2 separate regions of the Mus musculus genome follow, and region 1 is linked to region 2. The links are chromatin loops, found by intact Hi-C in ENCODE. Cell type or tissue: gastrocnemius. All regions are shown on one strand. Links, peaks and the distances in the headings refer to the core of each region. The heading gives the core; the rest is flanking DNA. Region 1 has its middle 24 kb from the start of Gm26721. Region 2 has its middle 56 kb from the start of Gm51542.

Evidence for each region. A loop is a pair of places that touch in the nucleus more often than their neighbours do. Peaks named below come from ENCODE experiments on the same cell type or tissue, not always from the same donor. Only the 100,000 strongest peaks of a DNase experiment are listed, where the experiment ranks them.
Region 1: a loop joins it to region 2, with 2.4 times the contacts of the local background. A loop is called at or near these places in 2 of 42 quality-filtered maps.

What each region holds. Positions count from the first base shown.
Region 1 is chr8:83,870,086-83,881,538 of GRCm38, reverse strand. No RefSeq gene overlaps it. Among named protein-coding and RNA genes, the nearest start is that of Gm26721, 24 kb to the left of the region's middle. In gastrocnemius, for the core only: a CTCF peak has its summit at 4,461 (motif pointing right); DNase peaks (open chromatin) are centred at 5,112, 5,704, 6,063, 6,521 and 1 more place; H3K4me3 peaks cover 2,169 bases; H3K27ac peaks cover 1,932 bases.
Region 2 is chr8:83,820,820-83,832,272 of GRCm38, reverse strand. No RefSeq gene overlaps it. Among named protein-coding and RNA genes, the nearest start is that of Gm51542, 56 kb to the right of the region's middle. In gastrocnemius, for the core only: no CTCF peak of the experiment used is centred there; a DNase peak (open chromatin) is centred at 6,797.

The DNA.
Region 1 (11,453 bases), core at 2,341-10,340, 49 kb before region 2:
CGCTGAACCACCTCCCAGCCCTGATTTTTTTTTTTAATTGTACACTGTAGTTGTCTTCAGACACCCCAGAAGAGGGCGTCAGATCTCATTATGAATGGTTGTGAGCCACCATGTGGTTGCTGGGATTTGAACTCAGGACCCCTGAAAGAGCAATTAGTGCTCTTAACCACTGAGCCATCTCTCCAGCCGCCCCCATGGTAGCTTACAAGGGGCGATACCCCACTAACCTACTGTAACTTACAATGGGCGATAACCCCTAACATATTTTAGCTTACAATGGACGATACCCCCTAGCCTATTGTAGGTTTAACATTATACAAGCAACTTCATTCTCATGTATTTTGTGTGTGTATGTGCATGTGAGTGCATGTTCACCTAGGTGCACATGTATATATGCACAAGTGGGGGGAGGTCCTTCCTCAGCTTCCCACCTTGCTTTTTTGGAGACAGGATCTCTCACTAACTCTTGAGCTCACAGTTCTGGAGACTGGCTGGCGAGTCAGCTGCAGAGACGGCCCTGCCCCATCTTCCCCAGTGCTGGGATCACAAGCAGGCTATCACTCCTGACTCTTTTTATGTGGCTTCTAATGATCAAACTCCGGTCCTCACACATGCAAGACAAGCGTGCTATGAACCTCTCTCCAGCCCTTAGTTTAATAATAGTTAGACATGTTTAGTCTCCCTAACCCACCCAACCCAGAGCTTTGCTGTGCTCTCGTTACCTCCTGCTGCTGTATGGGAAGTCTGGCACCCTACATTGTTCGTCACTGAGAAAGACCATTAGGCCACAGGATCCTAGCCTGAGAAAGATAAAAACCCAAACTCCACACTGCACTTCCTGAGGAACTCACGTTGCCTTTGCTTCCAGGCAAAGTTGAAAGATCATGGTAGTTAGCTCCTTTCCCTGTTGTTCTGGTTTTTGTTTTTTGTTCGTTTTTTTTTTTTGTTTTTTTTGTTTTTGTTTTAATATGTGTGAGTGTGAGCTGGGGTTACAGACAGCTATGATCTTGGGTACTGGGAACTGAACTGAAGAGCTGAGCCAGCTGCCAGACTCCCAGCTGCTATTTTTGAATCATAAAACCAACCGTGGTGAGCCGGGCATGGTGGTGCACGCCTTTAATCCTAGCACTCAGGCAGAGGCAGGCGGATTTCTGAGTTCGAGGACAGCCTGGTCTACAAAGTGAGTTCCAGGACAGCCAGGGCTACACAGAGAAACCCTGTCTCAGAGAGAGAGAGAGAGAGAGAGAGAGAGAGAGAGAGAGAGAGAGAGAGAGAGAGAGAGAGAGAGAGAGCAACACAAAAGAAAAGAGGAAAAGAAAGCAGCTTTACTGGGACAATACAGAGAGGGAACAAGCTAGACACAGGTAAAGACAGAATAAGCCAGAGAGCGAGAAGAAGCCAGAAGATCAGAACCGGGCTGGAGAGCTGGCTCAGCGGTTAAGAGCACTGACTGCTCTTCCATAGGCCCTTGCCGCAGACCCTCTGGGTCCTTTTGTCTGCGTGGAACAGGTCTCTGGTCACAGGTGGGCAAGGAGTTGGCGAGTGACAGACAGACCAACATGTGAGAGTGTGTAGAATCTGAATGTAATTTGTCAAATTGAGCATCAAACTTTTTATACAGAAGAAAATAGGGAAGTTAGGTGACACATCTGCAAGGTACAAATGAGGTTACCGGATGCTTAATGACTCTTACACAAAACAGAGGAATGCAAACACAAAGACTGGCAGGAACTGGGCAATAAAACAACTGAGACAAAGTCAGCTCTATCTAAGGTCAGCTATAGTCTTAGAAGCCAGGTGTGAGGTCTTTACACTCCTAGGGCAAGGGCTTTCACACCCAAGTCATGGTTCTAACTAGGGAGTTCCACTCTAGCTAATCATCTCATGAATAATGCAATACTCTAAAACCACAGCCCAATCTACTTCCTAAACCATTGTAAATTCCTGTATATGGGAGCGACTTGGCTTTTATTCTAAGTGATAGTGTGGGGGGACTTTCTACTAATAAGTAATGTAGTCTGCCATACATAACTATAATAAGAATTCTAAACTTACTTTGCTAAGCTTACCCTGAGATCTCTAACTCTATGTAGTAGATAGTAAAGCCTGATTTCTTTCACTATTTCTCTTACAATACTAGAGGCAATTCTAAATGTCACTGGATAAGCAACATTCTTACTGAATTCCAAGCCCATGGTCGGCTCAAGGACTACTTAGGGCATTGGTGAAGGCCAGGAAGCAAAGTTCAATTTTGCTTAGGTATTTGGCAAGTCATTGCTTGGAGGCACCTATAACAAAACAATACTGAAAGGGAGCACACAGATTCATTCACAAGGACAAAATTGGAGCATACGTGCTATGGAATGCCACAGTTCCAGGAGACTAAGTTTCCGTGAAACTCTTTGCCTCAGGACTGCATCCAGGCTTTTGGCCTGTCATGCATGTCACTACTGGAGTGTGTGTGGCAGGTCCTGAGTTCAAATCCCAGCAACCACATGGTGGCTCACAACCATCTGTAATGAGATCTAGACAGCTACAATGTACTCATATGCATAAATAAATCTTAAAAAAAAAGAGAGAGAGAGAAGAAGATCAGAACCTAGAACCAGGTTAGCTCATCACCTGCTGCCCTTACCTGCCACCAGGAGTGGACAGCACATTAAAGAACTGACCCGCCACCCCAGCTCTCTCAGTTCCCATGTGTTCCCAGCCAGTTTCTCCCCCTTTCTGTCCTTCTCTGTCCCCCCTCTTTTCTGCCCTCATGGCTCTGCACACTCTGTCTGCCTCTGTCCCTTCTCCAGGCCTTCACTTCCTTCCCCTTTTCAAACATTCCCCTTTATACGGGATCTCAGGGGACACCTTGGCATGGGCCTGCCAGGTAACCCCACCGCCACTGCCACATTTTATTTCACAACACAGATTGCTAGAGTTAGTTTGCAGCCAAGCAGAGCAATTCAGGAGAAGCCCAGAGAAGCCAGGTTGAATCAGTCAGCTTGCAGAGGCGTTTGAGCCAGAACAGCCAAAGTGAACCAGCCAGCCAGAGTTCAGAAGGAATAACAAAGGGTGAGCTTATTCCGCAGGAAGTCTCAGAGGCTGAAAACATTCTAGGTCTAGATTAGAGTGTACGGAGGCTAGAAGCTTCCAGGACTGAGCCTAGGTTAGCAGACTGAGGCAGTAAGCCTCGGAGACAATGACATCAAGTGACTAAAGTCTACTTTATCTGGGGGGGGGGGTGTCTTGTATGTTGCCCATACAAGTCTGGAACTCTTTTTGTTTTGTTTTGTTTTGATTTTTGTTTTTCTGAGACAGGATCTCTATTAAGTCCTGGATATCCTGGAACTCCCTTTGTAGACCAGGGAGGGCTTGAACTCAGAGATCTGCCTGCCTCTTCCTCTTCCATGCTGGGATTAAAGGTGTGCACCATCAATTTCTAAAGCTAAGCATGAGAGCATCTATTTTGGGCAGTCATGTTTGAGCCCCAGACTGGCCAGGTCTGTTGGCATTTAGTCTAGGCTCCACCCCACAGTTACCTGGCAACAGCCAGGTGTGCCTGACTCACTATAAAAGGGGCTGCTTGCCCCTCCTCATTCTCTTGCTTTTTTTCCCTCTTGCTCCTGCTCCCCCCTCCCCATGCCCTGTTCCCCCTTTCTCTCCACGTGCTCATGGCTGGCCTCTACTCCTCTTCTCTCTCTCTCTCTCTCTCTCTGTTTCTACTCTTTCAACTCCCCTCCCCATGCCCTGAATAAACTCTATTCTATACTATACTGTCATGTGGCTGGTCCCTCAGGGGAAAGAGAAGTCTCAGCATGGGTCTGTAGAGGCATCCCCTTCCCCCACACCATACCTCAACTACACCAAACATATCCCTTCTTCCTATCTTTAGATAAAATACAACAAGGTCATCTTACAGATGAAAAGCTGTCTGCAATAACTTGAAGGTCCCTACTTTATTCAGTCTCCAACTGGTATTTACTGAGCACTTACTATGTAATGCATCTTTTGGACACTAAGGATACTGTGGTAAACCAATGAGAAATACTCTGAGGATGGAAGTAGGTGAAGCCATTACCCCCAGGAGCAGGGTCTGTTAGTACCGTAGGGCACTGGCTATCTGGGCCTTCTCCTTAGTCGTGTGTGTGTGTGTGTGTGTGTGTGTGTGTGTGTGTGTGTGTGTGTGTTAGCTCTCATAACTACCTGCCCTGCCCTTTTCTAAAAGAGAACCACGGTTCAGAGTGAACAACATCCTTAAGCTCACTCAACTAACAAGATAAAGCAAGAATCTAGACTAGACCCAAGCTCTTGAGTTCCAGAGTTCACAGGTGAGTCACAGGGTCAGAGGACAGACAATAAGACAGGGACAGCCGTTGAGGTACTGCTAACTAGGCAGCCAGGAGGTCTTTTCTGAAGGAGACATTGAACACAAACCTAACTATAAGGAAGGCCAGCCAGCAGGGGACACCAGCAAGCAGAGAGCCCGTGCTGAATGACGCATCTGGGGTGCGTGAGGGGAGGGGATCCTGCGGTGGGGGTAATAAGCCTAAGTAAATACCCGCTGTGCGTCTGTGACCGTCTCTCCGCAGCTCAAGAGCCACCTGACATTTTGTAAGGACCCTTTTTGTTTGCTTTTTTTCCAGACATGTTTTCACTCTGGAGCCCAAGCCGGCCTAGAGCTCACAATCCTCTTGCTTTAGCCTTCTGGTGTTGGGATCACAGGCATATCCCATCATCTTGATGAATCGCTTGACAGGGAAACTGAGGCTCTGAGCTGCCTGAGGTTCCCCCTGCCCCGCCCCCCAAATCAGTGAAGCTTGGAAGTGAACCCAAGCTACCAGAACTAGCAGCTGCAGGCTGGGAGGAGCCCGGAGTTGGGTTCCAGAGGCCAGCAGAGCTAAAAGGACGGTACTGCTTTGTCCAGGCCAAGCCAACAAGGTCCTGGGACACTTCAAGGCAGATTTCCAGACGCTACCCTCAACCCCCAGTCTCACATTGCCCAGAATTCCGGCCTTTTCCTTAAGCCAAACAGCTTCAGGCGCTTCATTAGCGCCTCTGAGGCCCCCGCCGCCCTGGGGGATGAAAGCAGCGGAGAGGGGCGCTGTCCTAATTCCGGCACACCTAGCGGGGGGTCGGGCGCTGAAAGGGACGCGGCTGGCCGGCCCCGCGGCCCCGCCAGCGGCCGACCGGCCCCGCCGTCTGCGCTTCAAATGCAAAATCCGAGCGGGGGGGTGGGGACGCCGGTGGCCTCTGCTCCTCCTTTAATAGACCAAAGGACTCTGGCGGCTTAGCTCTTTTTCCTAATTTAAAGATATTTTCAGGCTTTTGGGAGCTCCCCGTGGCGAAGCAGGAAGGCTGGGCTTTGGGGGGGGGCCTTGAAACAGCCACCACGGTTGCCCACGGAGGAACAGGAGAGCTCGGAGCAGGAGAGACAGGCTGGTTAGTGTCCAAAGATAACGCGGGATTCGTAGAGATCCGTGTTGGGTCTTTGCTCTCTGCCTCAGTTTCTCTCTCTGGAACCTCTGCTGGTCCCAAGAAGCTAGGACAGAGGTGCTTACTAAATTTAAACATCGGTCTCTCCTAAGAGAGGGTTCTCAGGGTCAACCCTGGAGGCCTTGGGAAGCGGATGACTTGGGAGACAGATGGAAGAGGCGTGTTACCTCCCAGTCTGGCACCCTGGATGCCAGGGCGGGAAGGAGAGTGGAGAGCCAGGCCAATGTGTGCAGCCGCCTCCATACGGGAGGATGGGAACCAGGATAGAGAATGGAAATGCAGCCTGGAGTTAAAGATAGTTTAGGGAAGATGCGAGAGGTGCCTTTCTCTTGATACTGCCCAGGTTGCACTCACTGCCTCGCCCTCCCAGTTCCCCCTCCTCTCTTCCTCGCCCGCGGCACCCCAGCGGGCCTACCAGCCCTCCCCCCCTTCCCCCCCGCCCGCTCTCCTGCTCCGCTTCTCGGTTCCTGGCCAGCCCAGTTCCCTCCCTCCTGCCCACCTCCCCTCCTCCTAGGACTGCCTCCCGCTCCCGGGAGTGCGCTGCCCCTTCTCCCTTCATCCCGCCACACTTCCCTCCAGGAGCACTTCCTTCTGGTCCCCCCTCTCCCTAGGCGGGGCCGCAGCCGTCTCGCAGGCGGAGGAGGGGAGGAGTGGTGTTTGGAGAAGCGCCCGCTCCCAGCCCGGGGACCTGGTACCCGCGTCGCCCACCTCTCCCGCGCAGCCCCGGACCCACTACGCCGGGGCGCGAAAGCTTTCGGGGGTCACTGGGGCGAGTCGGCGGCGCCCAGATCCCTCCAACCCCGCAAGTGGACCACGGGGTCCGCGGACCGGGACGTGGCTCTGGCTTTGGCCCGAAAGGGCGCGGCGGCTCTAGAACCCGCTAGCTCCCACGAATCCATCCCGTCCCGCACTGGTGCCTACTGCAGCCCGTCCCCTCCCCGCGTGCTGAGCCGGGAGCGGCCCCAGAGTGCGGGAGGGATCGCACATAAATCTGCCGTAATGATGGTGGTGCTAATGAGACCCCGCAGCTCGCCAGCCGAGCTCCCGCGCACTGCGCATGAGCAGTAGCAGCGGGCGCTCCCCAGAGCCCGGGACTCCTCCACACTTCTGACAGGCCTAAGCGGGAATCCGGGAGTCCCAGTGTTTGGGTTGACATCTCACCCTGTGCCTGCGCTGTGGCTCAAGGGCAAGAGTTACCGCCATGAGGATGACTGTCTTCCCTGGCTTCACTTATTGCCAAGCCACCACGGTAGACCCTGGTATCCCAAGGTGATCCGAAACCGTACCAGGCACACAACGAGACTGCTTTCTAGTCAAGAAGGAAGGTCAGAGTTGGGTTTTCTTGTTCTCGGTCCATTTCTTAGCTGTGTGACCTTAGGCAAGTCGCCTGACTTCTTTTGACATTGAGTGTGCTGTGTGCTGTATTGTAATGCACCTACATGCAACACGCCCCTAAGACAACCTGCACTGTCACAGACACATAAAAACCCAGCAGTTCTAGGGGTTGGGGAGACAAGATAATGTCTGCTTCTAAAGATAACCTTGAGCTTATACACCTCTGAGCTCAGCCTGCGGTGGCCTCTCTATTGTGGCTGGCTGGGATTTAATACCTTTGCTTTGTCTAGAGTCTGCCTCTGCCCTAGTGGCTCATGCTGTCCACGTCCACGTGGAGAGATAGTAGACTCCGTAAAAATGTGAGGTCAGGGATATGATTCAGTGCGCCCTACCATGCACACAGCAGTGAATTCCATCCTCAGCACACTGCATGTAACTGGGCATGGTGGCTCACACCTGTAATCCTAGACCTTGAGATGTAGCAAATGGGGGACCAGGAGTTCATGGCTGGCCTAGTCTATAGAGAGTTTATATGGTCTATATAGTGAGTTTCCATCAAGGTAGGGCTACACAGTAGATCCAGTCTGAAAAATGGGGGGTGGGCTCTTCCCTCAGCCGTGTGTGGTTCCTAAGCTGTGTGGATCCCAGTGCCTTCTTCCTGCGAATCTCTCCTAGCCATCTGGAGCAGCAAAGGTGGAGAAAGGGAAGAGGAAGCCTGATTTCAAATAGATAGTCCTAGCATGATAGCCTAGTAGGGTTAAGTGGTTGCTGCTAACCTGATGGGTTCAATGACCTTGGATTCAATGCCCTGGACTCACCTGCTGGAAGGCGAGCACCAACTGTTCCAAGTTATGCTTTGACGGCTCTATCCCCAAACACCAATAAATAAATGTTTAAACAAATTAAAAGTCCAGGAGCTTTGAGAACTTAGCTTTGCTTTTCTGGCAGCGCAAAGGTGTCTGACTTGGCCCTAAAGACAGAGAGAGGCAGTCTTCCTCTGTCGTCCAGCACCAACTTGGACCTAGACCTTGTTTTCTGGGTAGTCAAGGTGGTGTAAAGCAGCCATTTATTAAGAACGGACGCTATCGGAGCTCCTGCAAGCCTCCAAGAAAACACAGCCTTATTCTAGTTGTGTGTGCATGTGTGCAAAGAGGATAGTTGACATCTGGTGTCTTCCTGTGGTGTTCTCCACAGCAGCAGCAGCAGCAGCACCATCATCACCAGTAGCAGCAGCAGCAGCAGCAGTAGTTTTTCCAGACAGGGTCTCTCTGTAGTCTTGGCTGTCCTGGAACTTGCTGTGTAGACTAAGCTGGTCTTGAGCTCACAAAGATCTGCCTGCCTCTGCCTTTTGAGTGCTGCAACTAAAGGCCTTTGTCACCATACCCGGCCTCTGCTTTATGTTTTGAGACTGAGCTTGGAGTGCACAGCCCTTGGCTACTGACTGGTCACAGAGTGAGTCTCAGGGATTCGACTGCTTTTGCCTCCTAGCACTGGTATTACGAGACACACTGCCATGGCTTTAAATGCAGGAATCAGGATTCAAACTCAGACCCACATGCTGTGTGGCAAGCACTGGACTCATTTCTAGCCCCAACTTTTTTCTTTTAAGAATATTTTATGGGTGTGAGGGTTGCCTGCATGTGTGTCTGTGTGCATCACATGCATGCTTGGTGCCCGAGGAAGGCAGAAAAGGGACTGGAGTTATAGACAGTTGTAAGTTGCCATATGGGTACTCGGAACCAAACCACGGTCCTCTGGGAGATCAGCAAGTGCTCTTAACTGCTGAGCTACCTCTCCAAATTTTATTTTTCTTAAAAAAAATTCTAAAAATACTTTAAAATTTATATTGCTATTTTTTTTAAATTATAATATCTGTGTGTGGATGTGTCTGTGAGTGCTGGTGTCCTCTGGAAGAGCAGCACACACTGAGCTATCTCTCCAACCCCTCATTATTTTTATTTTATTTTATTTTTGGTTTTTCTTCTTTTTAAAGATTTATTTATTTATTTTATGTATATGAGTACACTGTAGCTATACAGATGGTTGTGAGACATCATGTGATTGCTGGGAATTGAGCTCAGGACCTCTGCTCACTCTGGATCTGATCACTCCAGCCCAAATATTTATTTATTGTTATATGTAAGTACACTGTAGCTGTCTTCAGACGCCCCAGAAGAGGGCATTAGATCTCATTATAGATGGTTGTGAGCCACCATGTGGTTGCTGGGATTTGAACTCAGGACCTCTGGAAGAGCAGTCAGTGCTCTTAAATGCTGAGCCATCTCTCCAGGCCTCATTTTTGTTTTTTGTTTTGTTTTTTTTTTTTTTTTTTTTTTGAGACAGTGTTTCTCTGTGTAGACCTGGGTATCCTAGAACTCAGGTCAGCCTGTGTAGACCAGGTTAGCCTCGAACTCAGAGATCCTCCTGACTCTGCCTCCTGAGTGCTGGGATTTGAAGCATGCAGGCATGTGCCACCACCACCTTGGTCCATTATTATTATTTTAAATTATTTGTATGTGTGTGCAGGCATATGCACATGAATGTACTGTCTGCAGAGGATAGAGGCATTGGGTTCCCCAGAGCTATAGGAGTTACAGGCCCATGTGAGCTGCCGTGGAGATGCTGGGAACAAAATTGAAGTCCTGTTGCAAGGGTGTGCTCTTAATTACGAAGCCATCTTTGTCCAGCTTGTCTCAAGTTTTCTCATATGTTCATCCATCCCCTGCTCTTCTCCTGGAGGCACAGTGTCTTAGTGACATTCCTATTGCTGTGCTAAGACTCCATGACCAAGGAATCTTCTAGAAGAAAGTGTTTAGTTTGCCACTTATGGCTTCAGAGGGTTAGAGTCCATGGCCATCATGTCAGGGAACATGGCGACAGGCAGGCTGGCATGGTGCTGGGAAAATAGCTGAACGCTCACATCTGAGTCACAGGCTCAAAGCAGAGAAAGCTAAATGGGAATCATGAGAATTTTTGATACATTAAATCCAGTGCCAAGTGACATGCAGCCCCTAAGACCTCATTTCTGAATCCTTCCCAAACAGTTCCACCAGAAGTGAGTGTCAGATCCTCTGGAACTGGAGTTACAAAGGGTTGTGAGTTGTCATGTGAGTCTCTAAATTGCTGAACCACATTTCAGGCTGGGAATGGGAATGGGCCGATAGCTCTTGCCTAGCATGGCGAAGCCCTGGGTTCTGCCCTCAATCCCACAGGATGGCAGATGTGGTTGTGCACACTTACCATCCGGGCACCCGGGAAGGGAAGGCAGGAGAGCTCAGCAGTTCAAAGTCATCTTCAGCTATGTGGCAAGTGTGAGGCTGCCCTGGGCTACATGAGAGCCTGTCTTGAGCCAGGTGTGGTGGTGCACACCTTTAATCCCAGCACTTGGGAGGCAGAGGCAGGCGAATGTCTGAGTTCGAGGCCAGCCTGGTCTACAGAGTGAGTTCCAGGACAGCCAGGGCTACACAGAGAAACCCTGCCTCAAAAAACAAAACAAAACAAAACAAAAACCAAAAAAACCAACAAAGAGCCTGTCTCGGATAGATAGGCAGACAGACAGACAGGCGGGCAGACAGGCAGGCAGGCAGGAGAAAGAATGAGAAAGGGATGTGGTGGCACAGGCATGGAATCCAGCATTATGTGATCCATGTAGGATCTACAGTTTAAAGCCAGCCTCAAAATAAAATAGGAGAGGAAGAAGAGGGGTCTGGCGCATGCATGTGTGTGCACAGGTCAGGCTAGCCTAAGTTCCCGGAACCCACGTAAGAAAGCCAGCAAGGCGGTTCACACTTAGAGTCTCAGTGTGGAAAGCTGACACAGGTGGCCTTGGGCTTGCCAGCCAGCCAGCGTCACCTAACTGGTAAGTCTCAGGATGATAAGAGAGACTGGGTCTCAAAGCATGAGGCGGACAGGCCCTGAAGCTTCCTGACACTGGAAGTTGTCCTCTGGCTTATACACATCTGCACACAAGTGCAGAGAGAGGGGAAGAGAGGGCAAAGAAGGGAGGAGGAAAGAGAAAGGAGAGACGAGGACAAAGTAACAGTAGCCATGGCCGCCATACAAATGATAGATTTATTGAGTGGCAATGTGTCCTACTTGCTTTAGGCCCTTTGCACAAGTTAAGTCACTTTCACCCCCGTGGGCATCAGGCACGCATGTGGTAGGTGGACATACATGCAGGAAAAACATCCATGCACACCTGTAGCCTGGATGCACATCCACAGCCTGGATGCAGACCTTGAACTTCTGATGCCTCCTTCCAGTACGCCTGGTTTACACCGAGCTGAGAATGGAACTGGGGCCTTGTGTGTGCTAGGAGACCACTCCACCTGCTGCGGAATATCCCAGCACTGGGTTTTATTTATTTTTTTTTCTTTAAAGATTTATTTATTTATTATATGTAAGTACACTGTAGCTGTCTTCAGACACTCCAGAAGAGGGCGTCAGATCTTGTTACAGATGGTTGTGAGCCACCATGTGGTTGCTGGGATTTGAACTCCGGACCTTCGGAAGAGCAGTCGGGTGCTCTTACCCACCGAGCCATCTCACCAGCCCGGGTTTTGGTTTTCTTAATCACTTTATTGTTTTGTGTATATGGGTACTTTGCCTGCATGTGTATCTGTGCACCACACGTA
Region 2 (11,453 bases), core at 2,256-10,255:
GGCTGGGTCCCTCCTCTTCAATCATTAAGAAAATACCTTACAGCTAGATCTCATGGAGGCATTTTCTCAACTGCAGTTCCTCCTTTCAGAGAACCCTAGCTTGTGTCAAGTTAACACAAGACTGGCCAGAACAACAGACCCTTTATCAACTTGACATACAAACACATCAGTCTAAAAAGCCACAAACTCTACTTTTTCATTTGTTCTAAAGATCTCACATTAAAAACATAAATGGCTTTAAAAGTCCCACAGTCTTTACAAATTCAAACACATTAAAATTTCAGTCTCTTTAAAGTAGCCAATCTCTCTAAAACTCCCAAATATCTTTTAAAAGTTCAAAGTCAGCTGTGGGCTCCTGTAAAAATCAAAATTAAAATTGACTGTCTTCTGACTTCAAGAGGGAATACCAGAGCACACTCACAATCTGAACCATGCAAAACCAGACTCCAACAGAATAAGTAACTAAACGCCCAATGTCTGGGACCCGCCCATGAGACGAGGGGCTTGGGTCATTTCTCTGGCTCTGCCCTCTGTAGCACACAGCTTGTCTTCGAGGATCTGGCTGGTTTCACTCCACTGCTGTTGCTGTTCTTGGTTGTCATCCTACGGTATTGGCATCTCCAAAATGCTGGAGTCTTCTACAACTGGGCTGGATTCACCAATGGCCTCTCCTGGCCTCTCTTCATGCTGCAAAGCCTCAACTTTTTTCTATGACCCTTTAATTCTTGGACTTCCACTGATACTCTGGTTGCATCTTCACTAAATGGTCTCTCCTGGCCTCTTGAAGTGCCAAGCCTCAGCTGCTCTCCATGACCCCTTCATGCCTTCCAAACCAGTTCTGCCTGGGTGTCTCTTACACTACCAAGTTCAGCTGCCAGCAGCATAAGGCACAAGCTTGGTTGCCTCTGGAACACAGCTCCTGTGTGCTTTCACCTCAACAATACTGGTTGTCTCCACCTCCTCCTCTTCCTCTTCCTCTTCCTCCTCCTCTCCCTCCTCCTCCTCTTCCTCTTCCTCTTCCTCCTCCTCTCCCTCCTCCTCCTCTTCTCCTTTCTCTTCCTCCTCCTCTCCCTCCTCCTCTTCTCCTTTCTCTTCCTCCTCCTCTTCTCCTTTCTCTTCCTCCTCCTCTCCCTCCTCCTCTTCTCCTTTCTCTTCCTCCTCCTCTTCTTTCTCTTCCTCCTCCTCTCCCTCTTCCTCTTTTCCTTTCTCTTCCTCCTCCTCTCCCTCCTCCTCTTCCTTTTTTTTTCTGTTTGTTTGTTTGTTGGATTTTTGAGACAGTGTTTCTCTGTATAACACCCCTGGCTGTCCTGTAACTTGATCTGTAGATGTGGCTGGTTTCAAACTCACCTGCCTCTGCTTCCCAAGTGCTGGGATTAAAGGCGTGCATCAACACTGCCCAGCTTGCTGGTCTCTTCGTAATCACCACTAATTTCTCAGCTTCAGCAGATCAGCATCAAGTATCCCAGCAAAGCAAAGGTTTCACTTTAGTAGTTCTGGTATCTTGTTGATCTCAGCTGATTCTTCAGCCCCAGCCACCCAGTACCACAGAATCTTAAATCAAAATAGCCATGGCCCTGATAGAGTCTTTAAACTTCCCTCTGAAACTTCACAAGCCAGGCCTCCATCTTGTGCAGTGCTCTCAACAGTCTTATCTTCCAGGCTTCTACAGAACAGCTCACTGAGCTCTCAATACTCAATGGCTCTTCTACCCCAAAGTTTCAAAGTCCTCCCACAATCCTCCCCAAAACATGGTCACATCTGTTGCAGCTGTACTCAGCTATGTCTTAGTGACCAGCTTGTCACTTGTTTCTGTGGTTGCAATGGAACACCATGGCCAAAAAGCAAGTTGGAGAGTGTTTGGCTTGTGTGTATGTATGTGTACCATGTGCATGCCTGATGCCCACGAGAAGGTGTCTGTTGGATCTTCTGGAACTGGAGTTACAGATGGTTGTGAGCCACTATGTGGGTTTCGAGAAGGGAACCCAGGGCTGCAACAGTAACAAGTCCTCTTAACTGCTGAGCTGTCTCTGAACACGTTCCTTTCTGAATACTTCCTTTTTAAAGATAGGGTCTTGCCATGTAACTCATGTATCTCTGGAATTATAGAAAAAAGATTTACTGTATGTTTTACTTGTGTGTATGCACGTCTATATGTGTAGGCATATGTCCTTGTGTGCAGGTACCCCCAGAAGACAGAAGAGGGCATCATATCCCCCTTGGAGCTGGAGTGAGCTACCAGACATGGGTGTGTAGGGGGAGTTTCCCTAATTGTTGATTGGCTAAATAATGGCAGCAGAAGCTAATCACTGGGCAAAAGAGAAGGCAAGATTTCTGGGCAGGACAGGAAGAAAGAAAGAGGGAGAGAAAGAGAAAGAGAAAGAGAAAGAGAAAGAGAAAGAGAAAGAGAAAGAGAAAGAGAAAGAGGGAGAGAGAGGGAGACAGAGACAGAGAGACAGAGTGCTGAGTGACTTGGCAGGGCCAGCCGGAAGAGTGGGTGGCAGTCACGAGAATAAGTCATGAGGGGCCATGGCACCAGGCAAGGGGAAGCATGCTTCCAAAAACTACACACAACATGGGTGCTAAAATCCAAACATGGATCCTCTCCAGGAGCAGTATGGCTCATAACCACGGAGACATCTCTTACTTACCTCAGTGTCCTGGAGTTTTGATCCTCATGCCTCTGCCTCCCCAGAGCTGGCATTCCAAGCTCCTCTCCATATCCAGCTGAAATTCCCATTCTGAGAGTAACCTTGCTGGGCCCATAGTGGAAAGAAAGCCAGAGGTATCCATCTTCCCCAGTGCAGACTGGGCTTCTGTCCCAGAGAACACATGAGTTGTATCTGGGAAGATTCTGGCCACACATAGGGTATGTCCACCACTCTTTTCTTTTTTTTTTTTTTTTTTGCTCTTGACTACCAGGACTGTTCTAGAAGTTTCTGTCTCCTTCCCACAAAGCTCTCCCTGGCTGCCCTTTCCCCTAGATCTGTATCTTCCTATGTTGGGTCTCTGCCTGCCCAGCATCCTCTCATACTCACTGAGCCCCTTGCTGGCCTGCTGAAGGTTACCACGCCCCTGCTGCATACCAACACTCACGGAGCACCTGCTGCTTACTGGAGGGGAGGCAGAGGCAGTCCAGTTTGAAAAGAACAACACGTCCACTAAAGATGCTTCTCAGATGGTAGAGTGCCCACCTAGAACTTGCCATGGGGGCTGACATTCATGGGGAAGAACTAGAAAGAGACAAAACGAAGCAAGGAGCACCTGTCTGTCTGGTGCAAGCTGAGGGGTGGGGCTTATAGAAAAAAAAAACGGGGCTTAGTCATGTTGGTGAAGACTTCCTTCCAAGGTTGTGTGGCTGGGTTGGTGTCCCAACACCTCCACTTGAGGCCTTGCCTGGTTACAGGAGATGGCCCCATTACTAGGAGTTCTGGCTAGGGTTACTCTCACAGATTCCATGAAGTTTTTATTGTACTAAGTTTGCATCTTGTCCATGAAATACTCTCCAAGTCTCTCCCTCCAACGTGATCTCTCCTGTTCCCAATCTCACCTGCCTCCAACCTACCTGCAAAATCGTCTCTATTTCCCCTTCCCAGGGAGATCCTCGCATCACCCCTTAAGCCCTCCTTGTTGCTTAGCCTGTGGGAGATCATCTTTTATTTTTTATTTTTAAAAAAAGTCACCTCTCTAGTGACAGCACATTGTTAGGGTCCACAGTGCCCTCTGGTCCTCACCTGCTCTGTCCATTCAGATACTATCACTTCCTATACTATGTCTTACTTAGGGTTTCCATTGCAGTGAAGAGACACCATGACCACAGGAGCTCTTTTTGTTTTTTTTGTTTTTGCGAGAGGGTTTCTCTGTGTAGCCCTGGCTGTCCTGGAACTCACTCTGTAGACCAGGCTGGCCTCGAACTCAGAAATCCACCTGCCTCTGCCTCCCAAGTGCTGAGATTAAAGGCATGCGCCACCACTGCCGGGCCCACAGGAGCTCTTTTAAAGGACAACATTTAATTGGGGCTGGCTTACAATTTAGAGGTTCAGTCCATTATCGTCATGGTGGGAAGCATGGCAGCATGCAGGCAGACATGGTGCTGGAGAGGGAGTCGAGAATTCTATATGTGGATTCAAAGGTAGCAGGAAGAGAGAGGGAGAGGGAGAGGGAGAGAGAGAAAGAAAGAGAGAGAGGGAGAGAGAGAGAGGAGAGAGAGAAAGAGAGGGGGAGAGAGAGAGAGGGAGAGAGGGAGAGAAGAAGAGAGGAAGAGAGAGAGAGAAAGAGAGAGAGGGAGAGAGGGAGAGAGGAAGAGAGGAAGAGAGAGAGAGAGAGAGAGAGAGAGAGTGATTGGGCCTGGCTTGAGCTTCTGAAACTTCAAAGCTCAACCTTCCTCCAACAAAGCCACACCTCCTAATAATGCCACTCCCTGTGAGCCTAAGGGGGCCATTTCACTCAAACCACCACACTATACATGGGGCTTGGGGGCTGTTTGTCTACTTGAGTGTCAACCCAGGGCATGGTAACTCACTGGCCATCACAACTTCATTCCATATTGAGATTCAGGAAATATTTGTTGAGTGAATAAGAGATTGGATCCCACCTGGCCCTCCCTCTTGGATCCTTTGAGTGTAGGGAGTGTGTCACAGGACAAAACCAGACTCCTACCTGGTTCATTTTTTTAAGGTGTTAAAAAAAAACTCACACACTGGGAAGTGAATCACCATAAGGTGTGTAGGTGATATGGTGGCTCACACTGGGGAACTGAGGCAAGGGTCATTGAAGGCTAGCAGCTCAAGATTAGCCTAAGCCACAGAGATCCCCAAACCAACCTCGTGTAAGTGTGGCTCATGTGAGCAATGCCACCAGTGGAGCCCAGAGGACAACCTCAGGCACGGCCACCACCTTCCTCCTTGTCTTTTGCTGCACAAGCCAGGCTGGCTGGGCTATGAGACTCTCCTGACTCCACCCACCACCTCACTTCACCAGCACTCAGGTTTCACACACACACACACACACACACACACACACACACACACACACACACACACACACACACACTACCACTTTTAGGTCACACTCAGGTTCTGGAGTTCTGAACTCAGCTCCTCACACTTGTGTAGCATTTCACCCACAGAGCTGCCGCCCCAGTTCATTAAAAAAAAAAAAAAAAAAAAGTAAATGAAGCCTTCAGAGGCTGGGGAGATGACCTGGTCAGGAATGTGCTGGGGAGATGACCTGGTCAGGAATGTGTTCGCTGTGCAAGTCAAAGACCTGAGTTCAGATCTGGATAACCTGCATGAAAAGCTAGAGGCAGTGTGTACCTGCAATCCCAGCTCTGGGGAGCTGAGACAGGAGGATCTGGGGCTCACTGCTCAGCCAGTCTAACCAATCATTGAGCTTCAGATCCAGTGAGAAACCCTGACTTAAAAAAAAAAATGGAGGACGACACCTGTCATGTGACACTATTCCTATGCAGATGTGACAGGAACAGATGATGGCAGACCAACATACAATGTCATCAAAGTTGAACTTGGTGACCCAATCAGTTTTATTGAGGCTACTTATAGGAGCAGAAATGACTCAAAGACACATCACCAAAGTCCACCCAGCACAGGTGACAGCTCGTGGATGCTGTAGTTATTTCAACAGGAGGAGGAGAGGCCTTTGCCAAGTTGCTGGTCTAGGCAGATGGGAGTCTCCCAGCAGTTCCAACAGCTTGTGCATGCTTGGGGAGTGTTAGTGGCTGTTTAATAAGTATGTCACAAATTTCCTATTACCCAGCTAGCTCCCAAATAATTGAGACTGGACCATTATATTTATTTAACAAGCTTTAAGGGCACAACAACTGAGCAGTATTAGTCTACTTTAATCCTCTGAACCAATTTGGCCAGAATCCCCTAGAGATTTGCATTTGATGGCTTTCTTTGTTCCAGCTGTTTTCTCATGGTCTAGCCTGGATTCTCTAATCTCCACTTCCTCTCTCCTGGTGGGAGGAAGTCCTGCCCTATTCTCACCCCTGCTCACTCACTGGCTGATCGGTTTTTATTGGCAAATCAGGGAAGAGTTGGTGAGCAGTGTTTACACAACATTAAGATGGGAGATAACTTAGAATAAGGATTGCACAGATATAGGGCACAGACGGAAGCACCTGAATTACACAGTGCACAATAACATTATGCCTACAGGGGACGGATACCCTGGTGGATCTGGTCAGTTTGGGTGATTTCCTGAATGGCATTCCCTTCCCTACCTTAAGAAGCTTCCCTGCAGAGGGAATGTTTCATTTCCCTTCAACGTCCCGCATCTAGGCGGTCTAGGGAGATGGCTTGGTGGTTAAGCGTGTTTGCTATTGTTACTGCAGAGGACCTGGGTTCTGTTACCTGCACATGTGTGGTGAATAAGAAATGTCTGTAACTCTAGTTTCAGGGAGAACTTCTGACCTCTGAAGGAACTCTGTGACAGAGATGCACATCCATACTTGAAGGCAAACCACTCACACACAGAGTAAAATTAAGTAAACTTCCTACACTTGACCTTTGCCAAAAGGCCGAGAAACCATGAAACTTTCGAAAGAAAAGGACTGCCCTGCATCGCAATGGGCTTCTGCTGAGCTAGAAGGCTTTCTGTCGGAGGAAAGTGGTACACAACAACACATGGGGTTGGCCTGTGGGCTACTATGCACATGCACACGCTTACATACTACACTTTTAATGTGTTTGCACAACTCGGGGTGGGGTTGGTTCATTCATCCACCACGTGCATCACTGGCATCAAGCTCCGGCAGTCACTCTTGGCACCAGGCCCCCTTCCCCTCTCACCAGCACACACAGTCTGAAAGCGATACTAAGATAGAGAGAACAAAGAACAGTTTGGCGCCCTGAGACTCTCTGCTGGGCTGTAACCGTGGCTAGACTGGAGCTTGTACTTTCCAGAAGGAGCTCCTTCTATCTGGAGCCCTTCCTCGTCCTGTAGCAACTTTGATGTCCCCTGAATTGTGCTTTATCTCTGGGGCTGTGCACCATGACCATCGGTATTGGTTACTGAAGGCTCATCTCTGACGTAGACTGTGCAGTGGTTCATCCCACTTCATGGCTGAGTAATATCCTCTGTTACCGGCCACTTCTGTGTATCTTTCCTCTAATGGTTGTCTCATCCTTTCTGTATATATCTGTCTCCCTCTGGGCAGACACAGGGTGTGGCCAGGGAAACCGATGAAATCTCTGTTTGTTGAAGTCTTTGTCTAGCAGTAACGCTGTGAGCAATCTACGTGACTGTCGTGACTGTCTGACTGTCTTTAGCAATTCTATCTTTGAGAGCCATCGCCTGAGTTCAGGGTGCAGAAAATTTTGCTCAGACCAACTTCACTGGGAATAGATGTCCCCTGGCTCAGGGCTCTTCAGGCAAAAAATGAGTCCCTTCCTCCTTTCCCTCACAGCGTCCTGGGCCCCTTTGCATGTCTCCACCATGGGGATCCATCTTCCAGGCCCCCCCCCCTCTCCAGCATACTGACTATTTTTGTTTTGTTATTAAATTTCAGCTTCTGCATACAGGCCTTCCCCCTACCCTGCAGAGCAGGTTGGATTTGCTTGTGTTTTATTAACCAGTTTTTTAAAAGAAGAAAGAAAAGAAAAGAAACTCCTCCATTACCCCTAGGTCACACGTCCCCACTTTCTCCAGGGCTTTAGACTGAAGATACACACTGGGCTTCAACTCTGCCCTCCGCACAGGGTGCACCAGATTCCCAGCCAGCCAGAGATGGTACTGGGGAACTGGAGGGCAAGGCTGGGACTCTTTCTGGAGCTGGGACCCAATAGGAATCGGCCCATGGTGTACTTGTGCTAAAGCAGAATTGGAACACTGAGGAGGAGAAGGGGGAAGACTGGGAACGTGATCTGGGTGGGAGACTGCTCACCTAGAATTCCCCAGGACCTGGGTTTGCTCTCCAGCACGGAAAAACTGGGTCAGCTAGCCCATGCCTGTACTCACAGCACTGGGGAGGCAGAAGCTCAAGAGTTGGAAGCCAGACTCAGTTACATGAGAGCTTATCACAAAAAAACCCAAAGAAATGAAATGGGTCTTTGAAATGACTTAGCAGAAAAAGGCTCTTGTGACCAAGTCTGACAAACTTACAGGATGAAAGGAGAAACCATCTCCTGCAAATTGTTCTCTGGCTTCTACATAGAGTGTATACACACACACACACACACACACACACACACACACACACACACACACACACACATAAATAAAATAATAAAACTTTTAAAGATATATGATGGTCAGAGGTCAGAGGTACTGCAACCCAACCACCATGACCACACTGGGCCCAGAACTTACACATAGGACCTCTACCTCACTCTGGACCTGTTGGGCCTCTCTCCCTTTTGCAAGGCTGTCAGACCAATAAGAAGGTTCTAGGCTCCTAGACTCCACCTAGGCTTCTAGGTCATCCAGGAGACTGCTGCTCCACAGAATGGAGACCCCTGGGGCATCCTGCTCCCCAAATATCATTGTGGCGGTCTCCATAGCAACAAAGATTCCAGATGCACGTTATCTACTTGGGATACAGGGCAGGGGAGAAATGATCTTCCTCCCCCGTGCACTCAGGTCTTCTTCAACACAGCAGGCCTGGCTGCCCACCTGGGTTTGCCATCCTTGATGGTCCAGTTGCAGCCTCCTCTGGTGGCAGTCTCCTCTGGTGGCAGCCTCCTCTGGTGGGTCATTAGTTGGGTCCAGGCTCTTTCCCAGGCCACATGGCTCTCAGTAGAGGTACTGTTTCTGCTCCTGTCCCCACACTCATCCCTGCTGGTCCCTGGATCAGGGTATGCTGGGACAGTTGTCAGATTGGACACTTCCTTATAAGAGGGAACTGAGTGGGCTCAAGCCAGGCTGTGCATCTCCTACTCTGTACTCAAATTCTGCACTTCCCCTGATGATCATACATGCTAGAGGAGAGGGCTATTTTAGTAAGATCCCAGCCCTTCACACTCCAGGAGGAGGAGGGGATCCTTGTCAGGGACTTGAGCAACTCTCTTACCGCTTCTTGAGGTTCTTCGGTTGGGGAGACATTTAGAAGAAGGGATCTGAGCCTAGAACCTTCCCAAGGTCAGAGCCTAGAACCTTCCCAAGGTCAGAGGTTCATCAGAATCTTTAGACTGGCAAAGGATGCTAAACTTGGGGTTGTCCAGCAGTGTGGCTGGGCTCTCCCACCACAGGACTCCACGTCCCAGGAACCTTTGACTATGGCTGGGTTTTCTGGCCCACTTTGGCCAATAGAATCAGAGCAGAAGTGTTAGGCAGGTTTTTTACAATTTTTCTCTATTTGTGTGTGTGTCATGACCTAGTGAGGGGCCATGTTTTAGTTAGGGTTTCTATTGATATGGTGAAACAAGTTGAAGAAGAAAGAGTTTTTCAGGCTTACAATGCCACATCACTGTTCATTATCAGAAGAAGTCAGGACAGGAACTCAAGCAGGGCAGGAACCTGAAGGCAGGAGCTGATGCAGAGGTCATGGAGGGGTGCTGCTTACTGGCTTGCTCCCCATGGCTTGCTCAGCCTACTTTCTTCCAGAGCCCAGGGGTGTGTGATGGCCAAAATTACGTTTTAAGTTTAAATTAGTGTGTTTAAGAGATCTATAAAACAAAAAACACCTCAAACCTATAAACCCCTCTTGTCCACAGACTGGAACTGTTCATGTAAGATAAGAAACCACATGGTTTCACGTCTATAAGCAAGGTTGGCTGCCCCAACTGCTCGGGGTGTGCTCGATCACACACAGGCAAGAGGACGGGAGGTGCCCTGGTCCCCAACTGGACAAAGACAGGAAGTACGTAGCCTTGTGGACTTCGACTTTATAAGCACCTGACTAAAGAAATTCTAGAACATTCTCTGGGAATCCTGAGTATGCCTGGCCAGTGACCATCTTCCTGGTCAGCATTTAATAAAGCGAATTTGGCTCAAAACTGTGGTAGTGGTCTTGTTCTTGCTGGAGGATGGGCCCTCTCACATAAGTAAGTCACTAATTAAGAAAATGTCCTACAGGCTTGACTGCAGCCCAGTCTTATGGAGGCATTTTCTCAGTTGAGGTTCCCTCCTCTTGGATGACTGGAGCCTGTTTCACATTGACATAAAGATATCCAGCACAGTGTGTGTGTGTGTGTGTGTGTGTGTGTGTCTGTGTGTCTGTGTGTCTGTGTGTGTGTGTGTGTGTGTGTGTCTGTGTGTCTGTGTGTCTCTGTGTGTGTGTGTGTGTGTGTGTGTCTGTGTGTCTGTGTGTCTCTGTGTGTGTGTGTGTGTGTGTGTGTGTGTCTGTGTGTCTGTGTGTCTCTGTGTGTGTGTGTGTCTGTGTGTCTGTGTGTGTGTGTGTGTGTGTGTGTGTGTGTGTGTGTGTGCAGGTCAAAGTGAAAGGCTGTAGAACTGGTTCTCCCCTTCCATCTTTCCCTGGCTTTCAAGATTTGAACTCTGGTTCCGGGAATCGAACTCAGCTTGGCAGACTTGCTCAGCATGCTGGCTCAGTGACTAACAAAAAAAAGACAATAACAAAAATTGTTTGTTTACTTTATGTGTATGTCTGACATGTATATATGTGTACCTCACACGTGCCTGGTGTCTTGGAGGCCAGGAGAAGTCATTGGATCTCCCTGGCACTGGGTTACCAGCCACTGTGAGCCACCACATGGGAGCTGGGTATTGAACCTGGGTCCTCTGGAAGAACAGCCACTGCTCCTTAACCTCTGAGAAGTTTCTTCCACTCTTGCAGTTTCTGTAAAATGGAGTTTTGTCTTACTTAACCGTCTGATAGACTAGACAGATCATTCGGTCAACATTTCCCACAGTGGGAAACCCTACACGTGGGCAGAGCTGTTGGGTTCCCCAAATATTGCTGAACACATTTGAACTCAGGAGATGTAGCCCAGAAGAAACAAACAAGCAGACACTGCTCAGGGAAAATGCTCCTCAGATGAGATGGACCCATGGCCTGTGTCCCCTAGTTCACTGTCCACCTTCCTTGCCTGCCCTCCATGGCCAGGACAAGGGGTATGGAAAAACAGACGTCAACCATTTAAAGGGGCTGGCACCACTTTCCTTCGAATGAATGTTCAAATTCAGACATTTCTCTTATTATCTTCTGCCAAGGGAAAAAATTAATAACACAGCACAGTATAAAATACTAAATTAAAGGCATTTTGGAACCAGCAATTATTTCATAAGCTTCTCCTTTATTGCCACGCTAATGTGCCTAATTGCTGTCTTAATGAGGACATTAATTTCTGGCTAATGTGATGTTATTATAGAAATTGCAGTCGATCTCTTAAAAGGGGGAAAAGTGCTAGAAAGCTGTCCCAAGAGGCAAGGGATCTGGTCACCCCAAGGTGGAGGTGCAAAGGAGAGAGGCGGAGATGGCGTAGGAATCCAGGCATGACCAAGATGCAGGAGCGAAGGAAAGAAAGGGAAGAAAGGGG